Regions from separate parts of the Mus musculus genome. Here region 1 is linked to region 2. Evidence: chromatin loops called from intact Hi-C (ENCODE). Cell type or tissue: heart. All regions are shown on one strand.

Evidence for each region. Peaks named below come from ENCODE experiments on the same cell type or tissue, not always from the same donor. Only the 100,000 strongest peaks of a DNase experiment are listed, where the experiment ranks them.
Region 1: a loop joins it to region 2, with 2.7 times the contacts of the local background. A loop is called at or near these places in 9 of 42 quality-filtered maps.

What each region holds. Positions count from the first base shown.
Region 1 is chr16:33,998,656-34,001,155 of GRCm38, reverse strand. All of the region lies in intron 51 of Kalrn (kalirin, RhoGEF kinase), which reads left to right. Among named protein-coding and RNA genes, the nearest start is that of Umps, 33 kb to the right of the region's middle. In heart, a CTCF peak has its summit at 1,558 (motif pointing left); a DNase peak (open chromatin) is centred at 235.
Region 2 is chr16:34,093,089-34,095,588 of GRCm38, reverse strand. All of the region lies in intron 34 of Kalrn (kalirin, RhoGEF kinase), which reads left to right. Among named protein-coding and RNA genes, the nearest start is that of Gm41448, 26 kb to the left of the region's middle. In heart, a CTCF peak has its summit at 1,077; a DNase peak (open chromatin) is centred at 1,048; H3K4me3 peaks cover 1,880 bases; H3K27ac peaks cover 2,024 bases.

The DNA.
Region 1 (2,500 bases), 94 kb after region 2:
CTTTTGACTGATGTCCTCAGCTCGACCTATGTCCTGCAGAAAGTCTGAATGCAGAGGCTCAGGCCCTTCCTTGTTGCACATCTGCTTGTAAGAGGAGAATTTCTTCTTCAACAGCTTTTATAATCCCCTGACTGCTCCGGTAATCGCAGGTCTTTAGGCACACCCTGTCCCAGTGACTCAGGAGCTCAGCTGTTGCAGCCACGAGAGTAAGTCTATTTGACACGAGTTGGAAAAGTCTCGATTGGTTTCCTGGGCTCGCATCCATGTTGAGCTCTTAGTCATGTGTGTCCTGAGGCGCCTCACCCTAGTCGGAAGGTCTGACCCATTTCCTTATATTGCACACTTACAAGTTTGCAAGTTCCACTGACCTGGGAGTTTCCCTAAGAGTGCAGCACTAGAAGAGACAAAGCCACCATTCCCACTTCCCTGTATACACAAACATCCAAATACTATCAAAGTTTACCTACAAAGTTCAGTGTACATTCCTCAGTGATTCACAAAGCAAATCTCAGGAAAATCAAGGAATCGGCAGCACATAGACAGACCAGGTTCTCCAACTACAAAGATAATTTTAAAAAAGGAAAGGTTTGGAGGGAGCTGGAGAGTTGGGTACTGAAGTTTGAGGCCATGTTAGGCAGCTCACAGCTTCCAGCTCCAGGGAATCTAATGCCCCTGGCCTTCTTGGACACATGCATTCACATGTATATCACACACACACACACACACACACACACACACACACACTTAATTTTTTTTTTAATTATTTGAAGCTAGGCCAAGGTGAATGCCTTTAATCCCAGCACTCAGGAGACAGAAGCAGGTGGATCTCTGTGAGTTTGAGGACAGTCTGGTCTACAAGAGTGAGTTCTGGGATGACCAGGGCTATACAGAGAAACCCTATCTCTAAATACATAAATGAATAAATAAATAACTGGAAAACTGATCTAGTCAGATTGAAATAATGAATAGCTAAACCTTCAAATAAGAAATCACACCCAGCCCCAGGACCACATGCAGAAGTAGTGTTTAGGGAGTTTTATTTTATGCTGGGGATTGAACCACACATGCCAGGCAAGTGTTCTACCACTGTGCTAGATCCTCAACCTGGAAAATCTCTTTTTACTCTCTGCTCGTTTTCTAACTAAATGTTATCTAGCATCCCTTTCCTTCCCTGCACTCAGATTTGTAGCTCTGAGACGGTTGAGGGCGTTCGGTTTGAGCTTGTTTCTGCCATCTTTACACCATTAGCATCCTTTGTGTGCCGTGTGGAACTGTGTTTTGTGATTGGATGATGAGGGACTCAGAAAAAAACAAGGTCAGGTCATCCCCAGCTGACAACTGTTTTCCAGACAGAATTTCACCTTCTTTCTCTAAGTCAGACTCTTAGGCATTAACTGAGGGGGATACTCAAGCTCTCTTCAAACTCAGTTTGTTATTCAACACTGGTGGATTTTACCTGTAACATTTCCCCTGAACTCGCTGTTGTCCCATTTTGAAGAAAAATCCAGAAGGCAGGAACTAAGGTGCAGTGGCGATTCTTGTCTTGTGGCTTCAGGAAACCTTGCTACCTGCTGCCCTCTGCTGTTCAAATAAAACCAGGCTCCCCAGTTGTTCATCCTTGCCTCTCTCCTACTCCCCCACCCCACCCCAGCATAATCTATCTCTCCCTCTCCCCCTCCCCCTCCCCTTTCTCTTCCCCTCCCTCCATCCCTCCATCCATCCCTGCATCTCTCAGAGTCAGACTACGTGCATTCTGTGTGACTAACCCCACGTTTCCTCCATGACCACATCTCTCTGACATCCTAGTTCTCTGTGGCTTCACATCTGACACCATGCTCACTGCCCACCTGTTTGGGGGACACTCAGAAATATCGGAGACTTGGGATTAGTACCTCCGGTCCCTGTACTTACCCGCAGTGGTCACCAGACAAGACAGCCAGGAGACCCAAATTCTAGACCAGTGATAGAGTGGCCCGAGTTAATCTGATCCAACCACTTTGGCCTGTCCTACAACAGATACTGTGTTTGACACCACGATTGATGACTCTGATGGTACATAAACCCCAGAAGGGTTGCCACCTGCCGACGGTGCACAGGACTAGTGAGCAAATGCGACGCGGATAAAGTGTTATGCATGGCAGCTCATGACCAGAGGCCCCCAAGGTGCCAGCCTCTGAATGAGCATAGAGGAAGAAGATCACCATCGACTGAATCTCAGGCTTGGACTGACCAGTGGGATTCCTAAGGAAGTCATATGTCCAGTTTATAGAAAATGAAAAGCACTCCAGTTACCCGGGGTGGGGGGGGGTATGCATTATCTTTTCCTCCTCGGACTTAGAATCCCACCACTAAAAGCTGTCAGTGATTTGACAGATACAGAACACCACATGCCACAGTTGGTACTAAATTTGGAGACAATAAGAAGACAACTTAACCCTTGCCCTTGTGGGCTTGGGACCCATACAGATCCATAGACAAAAACATTCCTGAGGAGACCACA
Region 2 (2,500 bases):
GACTTGGTGAAAGAAGCACAATTCATTGCTCATTTACATATGGATCTCGGCTTCGAGATTAACTGGCTCCTGGCTGCAGGAATGTCTTTGACACTGTTTTTCCTAAGTAACAATTTTCTTCTGGGGCTGGAGATGACTTTTCTCTGCCTGGGCATTCACAGACCAACGTGGATTTACAGCTTTGGGCCAGACGTTGGCTCATTAATTAACCAAGAACTCTTTTGTGGACCTAATTAGAACTGTAATTATTCTGCTAATTTTAATGTCATTGAAGAGACTGGCAGGAAGCAACCAGTTTCCCCAATGCAGTTTGCAAAACAGGGTGAGAAGGATCTTAGAGGGAGGGTTATGGGTTGTGAAGCGTCAAGAGGGGGGAGGGGGAGGGAGAGAGAGAGAGAGCAGAAAAAAGAGAAAAAAGTGAGACCCCAAGCTGTTCATGTCACTTTACCATTTCAGCTGGGTAGGCAGGGGAAAAAATGTTTATATGGTTACAGACAAAGACCATGCCCCCCCCCAAATTATTTTCTTCACTTATTAGCCTCCCGCCCTATTTACAGAGCCTCCGTCTAAGTCTCGTGATCTTAGCAGCACCCATACCACCTTTACATGAAGGTACCCAGTGATCCATCCTTCCAAGCTTGACAAATTCCCAGCCCCAAACAGATGTGTGGCTACAGAGACTAATGAAATCCCAAGGACCTTCTTCCATGTCATTAAGGCTCATAATCCCAGCAACAGATTCTCTCTGTGTCTTCATTAATTCGAGCCTGAAAGGGAGCTGTATCCTGCTCCAATCGCTGCTTTGGGGGGGGGGGGGTCGGAGTGGGCAGGGACCGTTTAGAAACTAGAAACAAAACTGCGGCTGGGAACTGAAGGGAGGGAGTGTTACGGAGGAGAGGAAGCCGGAAGCAGCCAGCGGGGTCTGAGTGGATAGGTTTGCTCTCAAGTCTCTGCAGCCTGCATCAGGGTGAAGGGTTTCCAGGCAGGATTTCTTGGGAGTCCGTTTCCTGTCAAAGAGGAGTGTGGTGGTGGGGTTTGGGCGGTGGTTATGTCATTTGCAGCTAGCCTTCTTGGATCCGCATGGGGCAGTACTGTTTTGTGAATCGCCCTGGCTCTCCATCGCTGAGTAGTGGAATGCTGGGACCTGCCGCTTTTGTGGCTAGGAGGGGGGCGTGGGAAAGGGGATGTTGCTGGAGTTAGCTGGCGCTGCCGCTGCCATAGACCGCGGATCCGGATCGGAGTTGTGAGAGGCAATGAAAGCAGCGAACAAAGCTGCCCGCCTGCTCCTTCAGGCTTCCACTCCTTACTCTTAACTAGATTTCAAAGGTGTGAGAATGGAAACTGAGCTCTGACCTCAGTTGTAGGGGCTGGGCAGAGCAAGATAGCATCTGCGGAGCTTTACACATCTCTGCACTCCCTCTGAAAAGAGAGATGGGAGTCTCCACTCAGCCCCAGGGCATCAATTCAGCGGCCCACAGAGAAGATAAGGTCCTCATTGAAGCTGTCTGCATCGCATTGCCTGGAGCCCAGAACTTTGTGGGAAGATGCTGACTGCAGAAGGAAAGGACTCAAGGAGAGGTTCCAGCGGAGGGTGTTCACCAGCAGGAATTATCAGCCTGCCTACTCATTGGAACCAGTTTCTCAGGTCTTACAGACCTACCATTGAAAGGCAGTCTCCCTACTTCCCTTTTTAAATCAGACAACTCATCAATTTTGTCTCTTTCCTGGCTGCTGAGAGAATTTGCTCTCTTGCTGCCTCTGAACCTCATGGGTCAGAGCCTATAGCTGGGGTTTCCTAGGTCAATGGGCTTTGGCAACCTGGTTACCATCATTCAGAATATGTGGGGCTCAAAACCAGGAGCACAAGGTAAAAGAGATGGTGAAGTGGAAAGTGCTAGGTTTTTGCTTGAAGCTTAGGGCACCTTACTGAATTTCTCTGGGCAAACCTTTGTGATCGTAGTTGGTGTCACTAGGGAAAAAGCTGGTGTTCAGTAAATACCCGTATGTGGCCTGTAGATTTCACGTTTGAGCGAAGCGTGCCCTCACTTAGTTGGGCTTTGTCTTTTGATGTGGAAAAGTAGGGTTTCCCCTTCTTCACTCGCTCGTTTATATTTTGGTTCTGTTGAGTACAGGAATATTACAAAGATTTGATGAGAGATGAGCCCTCCTTCCTACCTAGACGTCCAGTGTTAAAGGAAAATAATCAGAGGTCTACCCCTTTCCTTACAAGGGGAAATAGAGATAAGGTGAGGAGGGGAAATGAGACATTTGCAGCTGCCCTTTTGAAAGTGAAAACAAACAAAAGTGAAATAATGCCATAAACAGAAAGAAAAGAAATAAATGCCAGCCTGTGTGTGCCTGCAGGGCCATAAATCATCAGTGTGTCACACGCTGTGAGGGTATTCAGCACTGCTGTGGCTAGCCAAACTCTCCTTAAAGCCTGAAGAAGTGGGTCAGTTTAAAAGAATTCTTCAGTTAGCTTAAAGTTAAAAAAAAAAAA